2 separate regions of the Homo sapiens genome follow, and region 2 is linked to region 1. The links are chromatin loops, found by intact Hi-C in ENCODE. Cell type or tissue: HCT116. All regions are shown on one strand.

Region 1 (5,000 bases):
TTTGGGGACCCCCACCTAGATTTCAGAAGATGTATGGAAACGCCTGGATGCCCCAGGCAGAATTTTGCTGCAGGGGTGAGGCTCTCATGGAAAACCTCCACTAGGGCAGTGTGGAAGGCAAATGTGGGGTTGGAGCCCCCACACAGAGTCCCTACTGGGACACTGCCTAGTGGAGCTGTGAGAAGAGGGTCACCGTCCTCCAGACCCCAGAATGGTAGATCCACTGACAGCTTGCACTGTGCGCCTGGAAAAGCCACAGACACTCAACACCAGCCTGTGAAAGCAGCCAAGAGGGAGGCTGTACCCTGAAAAACCACAGAGGTGGAGCTGCCCAAGACCATGGGAACATGGTCTTGCATTAGCATGACCTGGATGTGAGACCTGGAGTCAAAGGAGATTCATTCTGGAGCTTTAAAATTTGACTGCCCTGCAGGATTTTGGACTTGCATGGGCCCTATAACCCCTATGTTTTGGCCAATTTCTCCCCTTTGGAATGGCTGTATTTACCCAATGCCTGTATCCCCATTGTATCTAGGAAGTAATTAGTTTGCTTTTGATTTTACAAGTTCATAGGCAGAAGGGACTTGTCTTGTCTCAGATAAGACTTTGGACTGTGGACTTTTGGCTTAATGCTGAAATGAGTTAAGACTTTGGGGGACTGTTGGGAAGGCGTGCTTGGTTTTGAAATGTGAGGACGTGAGATTTGAAGGGGCCAGGGGCAGAATGATATGGTTTGGCTCCGTGTCCCCACCCAAATCTCATCTTGAGTTGTACTCCCATAATTCCCACGTTACAGGAGGGACTGAGTGGGAGATAATTTGAATCATGGGGGTGGCTTCCCCCATACTGTTCTCATGGTAGTGAATAAGTCTCATGAGATCTGATGGTTTTATCAGGGGTTTCTGCTTTTGCATCTTTCTCATTTTTGTCTTGCTGCCACCATGTAAAAAGTGCCTTTTGCCTCCCGCCATGATTCTGAGGCCTCCCCAGCCATGTGGAACTGTAAGTCCAATTAAACCTCTTTTTCTTCCCAGTTATCAGTAGCATGAAAATTAACTAATACATCAGCTTTAGTAAATATGGCAAGTTTTCCAAAGTATACATTAATTTTTTTTACAAAGCATTAAGTAAAATCCTGACAGCCAATAGAAGAATAGGTAAAAGACTTGACAAAAAGGATTCCAAGTAATAAGAATAGCACAACTTTTGAAAATTGTAAGTCTTTTTAACCTTAACATTCTCTGATGCAAAGAGGAAAAAAGTTATTCTGTAAGTATATTTAAAATGTTTGTCTCAAGCTAGCCAATTCTCTATTATATGTTCTACAAAACAATTGTTTAAAAGTTATGAAATAAATAGATACATCAATGGTTATGTTTTATCTGTAGCATAGTGGTTCAGAAGTTGAAAATACATATATTATTTTTCATTAAAGTCCATATTTTTAAAAAGCTTATTTACTTCACTTAAATTTAGAAAACAAAATATTTCAAAATCTCCAAAGTGATAGTATCTGGTTAAATTGTCTTCAATTTATTCAATTAATAATTAATAACCAAGTTGAAAGCAAACCAATAAAAGGGATATTCAGATAGATTTAACAATTATCTTAAGAGTCCACTACTTAAAAATAAATAAAACCAAATTTTTATAAATATATAAATTTTTTTACAAATTACAGATAAATGGAATACACACACACAAAGTCCATAATCACCTAACAAAGCTCCTCCTTTGTAGTTTTTATTTTAGTGTTTGGAAGGAATGTTTAGTGTTTAGTTCTAAATTATTGCAATGCAAGACTGCAATACAGGTTAGGCTGTTATCTTGAATGTAAAGAAGTGATGATGAATGCATTGAAAAATAAGTAGTGAAAAAATGCAAGGCAGTTGCAGGAATAAAACTCCATGAGCTCTTGACCTCACATATGTACAAATTAATTTAGCAAAATAAAAGAGCTATAATGTTAATGTGGCCTGGATTTTAAGAAAAATGCTAATTTTATTCTCTTTTCTGAGAGTGCAAAGGATAGAGAAAAAAAGTGAGGAGAAATAGTTCTGTGACTAAAGAGATTATAAATGGAAAATATGAGGTATTTTAAGAGCAAAAAGCATATGTTGATAAAGAGAGAGAGAGAAAGAGGGAGAGAGAGAGAGAGTCCTTACATATGTAAGGTCAGCCTTACATTAGTGTATTCTTGCTGAATCTTTGACTGACATACCAGATGTTCATCACAGGCACACTTTACTTCTATTATGCTGATTTATGCCGTCTAGTTTTGTTTGTTTTCTATTTGTGTTTCTACGGAATCCATTCTCTTGTGATAAATGTGGAAATTTTGGTTGTTTTAATTTTATGATTGTACCCTCCATTATCTTTGAATTCCTCTAACTGGAACATTATTAAACTTGTCTCTTATAAGTGCTGTACTCTCATTTGTCATTGTACTACTAAAGGACCTTAATCCTTTGGTATTTGAGGTATTCTTGGAAGTCCTTTTAGGAACATGCATTTCACTGATGGATTTGACTGGGACTTTGGAAATATAATGGTTTTATGTTAATCTTGCCCATTAGTGTTTTATGTCTTAAGACTAGAGACTTGGTTCCTCCTCCTGAAATTTTTAGCCCTATTTCCTATAAAGACTCATAGCTAGCTTGATTTGGTGTCTGCAATAAGTAAGAGATTTGGTCACTTATCTTTTCTCTCTCTTGCCATTGGGTGGATTCTATGAGCTGATTTTTCTTTGGCTTCCATTAAACACACTTTTATTTCTAGAATTAAAGACAAATAGATAATCTCATCGCTATTTGCAAATATTGGTAGTATTTTCGTATGCAAAGGTTTAAAGAGAATTCTTGGAAACCAGCACAGTAGAAGTAAGAGCAATGCAACAAAGCTACAGGAAGAAATGTTGGGCTTTGTATAGAGAGTTAGCATTCACAGTTTTCTAAACCTGCCTCTGGGAGGCAGTAGGGTGTAGAGGTTGAGTACGGCTTCCCGTTGACTTCAAATCCAATACAACCACTCGCCTGTTGTGTGATCTGTGCCTTGGTTTATTCTGTGAAATAGGTATAGTAGTAAATCCTCCCCCATTGGGTTTTTGTGAGGATTAAATGAGATACTTCCTGCCGGGCACTTACAATTCTGTCTGGTACAGAATAAACGTTCAATAAAAGTTAGCTTTATTATTATGGAATAGGCTGTCTGCTTTTGTATGTTTTCCATCATTAGAGGAATTTAAGCAGAGGTGAAATAATAAATTGGTAGAGATTTCATAGTTAAGATTTAAGCATTGGATAGCTCCTTCAACCCCTCAGATTTGTGTTTCTATTATTTTGTTTCCAGTGAATATCAAGGTATCTTTCATATATGACAATTGGTGGTATTAACCTATATAACATGCTTTTTTTTTTGGTAGTTCAATTCCAATGATACAGTCTCCTGTAGTCAATCTGGGACCTCAGAGTACGGCAAAGAAAACCACTGCTTAAGTCCAGTCTACATGCTGACCTTATGAAGCAAACCAGCTATAGATGCCAGAGACCTAAACAGATAGACTGTGAATTCAATTTGAGGAAAACACTGCAGAACGGTTCTTTTGATAATTTACAATCTTTCCTATCTGATGGCAAAAATTAAAAAGTGTTATAATATTCATTGTTGATAAGACATAAATGGGAAAATGGACACTGTAATATATTGTTAGTGGGAATATAAATTGCAAACATTTTGGAAAGAAAGCTGTCAATGTCTATTATAATTTTAAATATATATTCTCTTTGACCTGCCAACTCCACTTTTAAATGGCTTTCCTATATGTGTGTATATATATGTATATATGTGTATATACATACATGTATACACACATACATATATACACACATACATATATGTACACATATATACATATATACATATATATACATATATGCATATCATTATTTAAGGCCACATTAAGAAACCTCTATTGTGGCATTAATTGTGGTAGTAAAAATATGGAAACAATATAATTATCTATTAATAGGGCAATATTTAAATGCGGTAAGCTCTTACAATGGAATATTATTAAGTGACTGTTTAAAAAAATGATTTAGATTTCTATCTATTGACATGAGAGGTCCGTGATGTACTGCTAAGTGAATAAAGTAAGTTCCAGCATAATATTTATGGTATATTTGATGTTTGAAACAGCAAACAAACAAACAAAAACTTCAAATTGCCTTTGCATGCTTTTATATGTAAAGGGAGAAGTGAGGGTGGTCACCAGGTCGATGACCTGGGTTACCTCAGTGTTGGGGCTAAAAGAGAATCAGTGTTTTCTATATATGTTTTTGCATTTTTTTACATGCAATAAATGAAATTTTTTGGAATGAAAAAGTAGAAGGAAATAATTTTATTTAAAGAACTTAATAATTACAAAAATGTACCTATTATAATACATGCACAATAGGAACATGCATTTCACTGATGGATTTGACTGGGACTTTGAAAATATAATGGTATTATGTTAATCTTTCCCATTAATGTTTTATGTCTTAAGGCTGGAGACTTGATTCCTTCTGAAATTTCTGGCACAATGCAAATTTCTTGAGAAAAATAATCCCACTCTCCCTTCCTGTGCTTATCATTATTCCTTTTTCTTCTGCCTCCTCTATAACTTTCTTCCTTATGCTTTTTCATTCCCACTTCACCTCAAAAAAATAAAGTATTTTTGTGAAAATGGAAACATATTACCAGTCAAAATGTTTTACAAGTCTGAAAGTGATACAAAAAGCAGTTCATTTTTTTTCCCTTTTTCACCTCAAACTCTAAAAATATTTTGTAAAAAACTATTTTTAAGTAGAATACAGGCCCTCCAACTCTTATACGGTAAAGTTCTGCCATTTCTAGTGACATAGAGCTTCCTAGATCATGCTGTTCAGAAAGAACACAAAAACCAAATGCCTTCTTCCCTTCCTTCCTCCCCCCCTCCCTCCCTTGTTCCTTCCTTCCTTCCT
Region 2 (5,000 bases), 180 kb after region 1:
AGCTGCATCTTCATAGGAATGAATGGCAGGCAGCCAGCTACTTAGCTGACATTAAATCCAGTCTACTCAGTACTATATACAGTTTTGTTTTTATATTTAATAATGACTAATGGGTCATTATTGAATATAAAAAGGATGGGTCATTATTGAATAAAAAAAGGATGCAGGTAGGAGTTAAGGTCTGCATAGTTTAGGAAGAATGCCTGTTTTATTAGTAAACAATTTTTTTATACATTCATAATTTAAAAAATTTTGTATTATTTAAAAGGTATTTGGTAGGAATGATTAGTTTTTCATTATTTGAAATTGAGACACATTGAGTATTCTATAATTTTGCTTCTTGCATCATCATAAAGAAGATATAAATTATTCAGAAATAATTTATTAAATTCTAATACTCTGAAAATAAATATTTAAATGATCGTGGATTTCTAAAAATTGGATATTTTTTGGTTGTTTGGGCTTGATTCTGTCATTTTTAACTACCAGTCAATTACATGAGACAGAAATAATTTCATTGCATTCTATATCAACTATTGTTTTTTCAAATGTAAAGAATGAAATGTCTTGAACCAATTTTTGATATGTAATAGTAAATTCCCTATAAATGTTATATATAAACTCCTTTTTCTAACCCTGTGAATATTATATATAAACTCGTATTTCTAAAACAAATTGATTTCTTAATGTTTAATTAAATAAAAATTTATAAATTTTGTAGAGATGATGGGTAAATGTAAGATAATTATAATTATATTATGGCTGTTTACTTGGTTTCATATTCCAAAAATTTTATTAGTTATATATTTCAGTAATGCTAAAATAGCAATTATTTCCTATCGGCTTCTTTGTACATACAACCACTATAGTGGTATAACCACTATACCAATATACTATTGGTATATTCTTATGACTAAAAAAGATGAATCAGAACGAAACATTATAAGGGGCAAACGTGGAAAAATGTATAAAAGTAAATCTAAAATCATCATCATAAACATATCTTTGTATCTATCTATCTTATGTAGACTAGATTTTTATTTCTTTAGCAGGCGCAGTTTAGGAAGCTCAAGGCAAAACATAATCACATTCTTATTTTACCTGCATGCTTATTTTATATTCTCTACTGCTAAAATTTTAAAATTTTAATGCAAACAGGGAAACTAATTTGGAAAAACATAGTGATATTTTATGAACTTTGCTTTATAGTTGAAGTATTTGCTGGAATATTTCATCTAGCAGACTCCCATTGAAAAGAATATTTTTGCGTACATTTTAGATAATAAAATTGTATTTGAAAACCCCTGTACAAATGACCTTATTTTTCTGTTGAAGGGTGAACAGATTTTTACTTTAATGAGTTCTTAGAGGTGAGGTTTTTATATCTATTTTTATGGCAGTGAAATTTACATTCTAACTATATAAATGATTCAAGCCAGACCTGGAAGGTCTGATGTTATGCAGCAATCTATAGAAATTAAATAATGATAAATGATTCTGATTGAAAGAAATAAATCTGGTTTCCCAAAAGCTTACTCTTTATTAAGCTGTAAACATTTGTCAAAAGTGAAACTGGAATTTAGTTCTATAAAGAGTTCTGAATCTTTGAGAGAAATAGAGTGGAGAAATTATTTTTTCAAGGTTACCTAACATAGGCTGATGAATTAGAAGCAATTCTCCTGAAGTCGGGAGAAAAAACATAAATATAACATGACATGAAAATCTCTCTTCTAGTTCAAAGTTTTGCATTTCAAATTTATCTTTAGTTTGAAAAGAAGTTAAAGTTAGTTAACTGTGAAGTGAAACAAATAATGGAAACAACAAGAGTAGCATTTAAAATGTTACTCGGTAGAAAATAAAGTCTTGCAAAATTGGCATAAACTCATTATTAACTCATAAAATATGTTACTTTGAAATAATTTTGTTTATTATAACTGTATATTGCTTTAAAATGACTTTTAGGGGAATTTTTCTAATTTTTTTTTAGCAAAATAAGGCTAAGTTGAGTGGGTTATAAAATGAATAATTATCCATGAATTGCCATCTCACCTTTCTCTTTGGTGTGATTTCTATTTTTCCTTCCCCCTTTCACATTATTAATAGATAAACGATTTAAAGGAAGTATTGTCAGGTTACTTATTAATATTTAAAATTTAAGCCTGAAATACACTTTAGGATAAGAAGTAGGTATGAAGGTACTTCATTATTAAAATTTTTAAGTTTAAAATTATTGTGTACTAGCTGAAAATATTGAACTTGATCAACATATGTTACCAGCTAGCCTCTTCTCCACCCGATCTTTTGTTATCTTGTTATTGTTATAAGGCTTAATGACAGTTGTAGGCCATAGTTCTGGATGTGGGGGTTATTCTACCCTGGGGAGAAGAGGAGGAAACAGCAGTGTGGATTATGGAAATATGGACTGATCTAAAAAGAGACCTCTTGTAAAAGAATGGAGCTCAAAGAAAAGCTAGGAGAAACTGATGAAAAGATGATGGAATATGATGTGAAAATGATAATTTGAAATCTTTCATTCCCAGCTGCCATGTTTTGGAGAAAAGGAATGCATTTGTATATTAAGAGACAGCTAAAAGAGTCCAGATGAATGGTATTACTTATTAGATATATTTTCATTTTGATTCAGATAAATTATGTGCATTTTAATAGACCTTTACATATTTAGACATTTTAAATCTTAAAGACATAATGTTAGGTATGATATTTCATAAAAATATTTTAAGTAGTATACAATATTTGCTTAATATTTGGGCACCTTTAAATGAACCTAATTTCAAAAATTAACTTCATGGTTGTTAAATTTAAGCATTTTAACTAACTGTGATGGTGAATGTTTTATTTAAAGTATGAATTATTTTGTTACCTTTTAACAATTATTTAAACACACAGTCACATGTTTACTTATGTTTATTTTTCTAGATAAGTGACAATATTGCAGCTTATCTTGGTGAATTAGTACTAAGTGGTAACATACAGCTATATCCTTAGCCTATTTGACCAGACAACAATGCAATCTAGTGGTCATTTTTGTAAAATGCAGACACAGAGTTCATGTGGTTTTAACTAGTTATTGATGTGTTAATAAAGGAAAGGTTGTTCCCTGATTCTAAAGTTTGCAAAAGGTTAGATTAGGGAAAAGTTAGCATGAAAATGTAAAAATAAGGCATATGGTAAGAGGATCATATTTTGAGGGAAGATGATGTTTTTAATTTTGGATGTGCCAGGTATTCTAATAGGAATATCTTCTAAGTAGAAGGAAACCTCTGACTGGAGTTCAGGAAGAGGATGATGGTATGGAATTTACTTCTGTGGATGAACTTACCAGGCAAAGTTTAGGGAAAGAAAAGAATCTCCAAGAACAACTGCTTTTATAGGCCCCAACCTATGTCTTTAAATCCATACTGAAAAATATAATTTGATAATCATACCCTATGACCCTTGTAAATATTTTGGTTTTTAAGAGGTAAACAATATATTTCACTTCCTCCTTTTGATATAACCAGCTAGGATTATTTAATATGTTTTGCATTGCAAATTGTAATAGTCTGAAGTTTTACATGATTGTCTGTGGAGTTATTATTTATAGGATATGGGGCATTAAGGAGGAAGATTAACATCAGATAACTCCAATTTGAGCCATAGGGAATGGAAGAAGTAACAAAATATTAAATTAAGCACAAGAACTTGTTCAAATAACTGCTAATTTCATGTGGTTGGAGTGTGGGATTTATGGAACTTGATACTGAGGCTACAAAGGTAGTTTGGTCAGATTATGAAGAACTTTGTATACTATGCTAACTGCTTTGGCATTGACTAATAGGAAATAACCATAAAATGGTATATATTTAGGAGGCTTCCACATCACATCTATATTTTAAAGAGGTAACTTTAGATTTAGGTGCTTTGAATTGGATAAAAGGAGCCTGTTGGAGACATAGAGACTAGTTAGAAGGCTACGGTAATTGTTTAGTAGAACTGTTGAGAACCTCAACTAGAGAAAGCTTAAAGAGAAAGTGGGAAAGGGAATGGATTTGAGATTTTTTTTTTTTTATTGTGGAGGCACAGATACATGAGATCTACTCTATAAACAAATTGTTAAGTTTATGGTACAGTATTGTTAACTATAAGCACAGTGTTGTATATCAGACCTCTAGAACTTATTCATGTTATATAACTGAACTTTGTACCTGTTGAACAGCAACTTGCCATTTCTCTCTACTCACGGACCCTGGCTGGCAACCAGCATTCTACTTTCTGCTTCTGTGAGTTTGACTATTTTTGATGTCTCATTTAAGTGGAATCATGCAGTATTTGTCTTTTTGAGACTGGCTTATTTCACTTAGTGTAATGTTCTCCAGATTCATTCATGTTGTGGCAAATGACAGGATTTTCTTTCTTTTTTTAAGGCTGAGTAATTTTCCATTGTATGTATATAACACATTTTCACTATCCATTCATCTGTTGATGGACATGTAGGATGTTTCCACATCTTTGCTATTCTGAGTAATGCTACAGAGAACATGGAAGAGCAAATATCCCTTTATGATCCTGATTTCAGTTATTTTGGATAAATACCCAGGAGTGGGAATGCTGGATCATGTGGTAGTTCTATTTTTAATTTTTTGGGAAACTGTTTTCCATAGCTGCTGTAGCATTTGATATTCCCACCAACAGTATACAAGGGTGCCAATTTTCTACACTCTCTCCAACACTTATCTTTGTTTGTTTGTTTATTTGGTTGTTGATAATGGGCATTCTCACAGGTGTGAAATGATATCCAACTGTGATTTGCATTTCCTTCATAATTAGTGATGTTGAGCATGTTTTCATATAACTCTTAGCCATTCGTATGACTTCTTTGGAGAAATGTCTGTTTAAGTCCTTTGATCAATTTTTGATCAGGTCTTTTTTTTTTTTTTTGCTGTTAAGTTATAGGAGTTCCTTATATGCTTTGGATAGTAACCCTTTATCATATGTATGGT

Evidence for each region. Peaks named below come from ENCODE experiments on the same cell type or tissue, not always from the same donor. Only the 100,000 strongest peaks of a DNase experiment are listed, where the experiment ranks them.
Region 2: a loop joins it to region 1, with 2.1 times the contacts of the local background. A loop is called at or near these places in 20 of 110 quality-filtered maps.

Annotation. Positions count from the first base shown.
Region 1 is chr1:197,867,078-197,872,077 of GRCh38, reverse strand. No RefSeq gene overlaps it. Among named protein-coding and RNA genes, the nearest start is that of C1orf53, 33 kb to the left of the region's middle. In HCT116, a CTCF peak has its summit at 2,958; a DNase peak (open chromatin) is centred at 2,977.
Region 2 is chr1:197,691,199-197,696,198 of GRCh38, reverse strand. The region is part of intron 3 of DENND1B (DENN domain containing 1B); the gene reads left to right. Among named protein-coding and RNA genes, the nearest start is that of DENND1B, 82 kb to the left of the region's middle. In HCT116, no CTCF peak of the experiment used is centred here; a DNase peak (open chromatin) is centred at 3,054.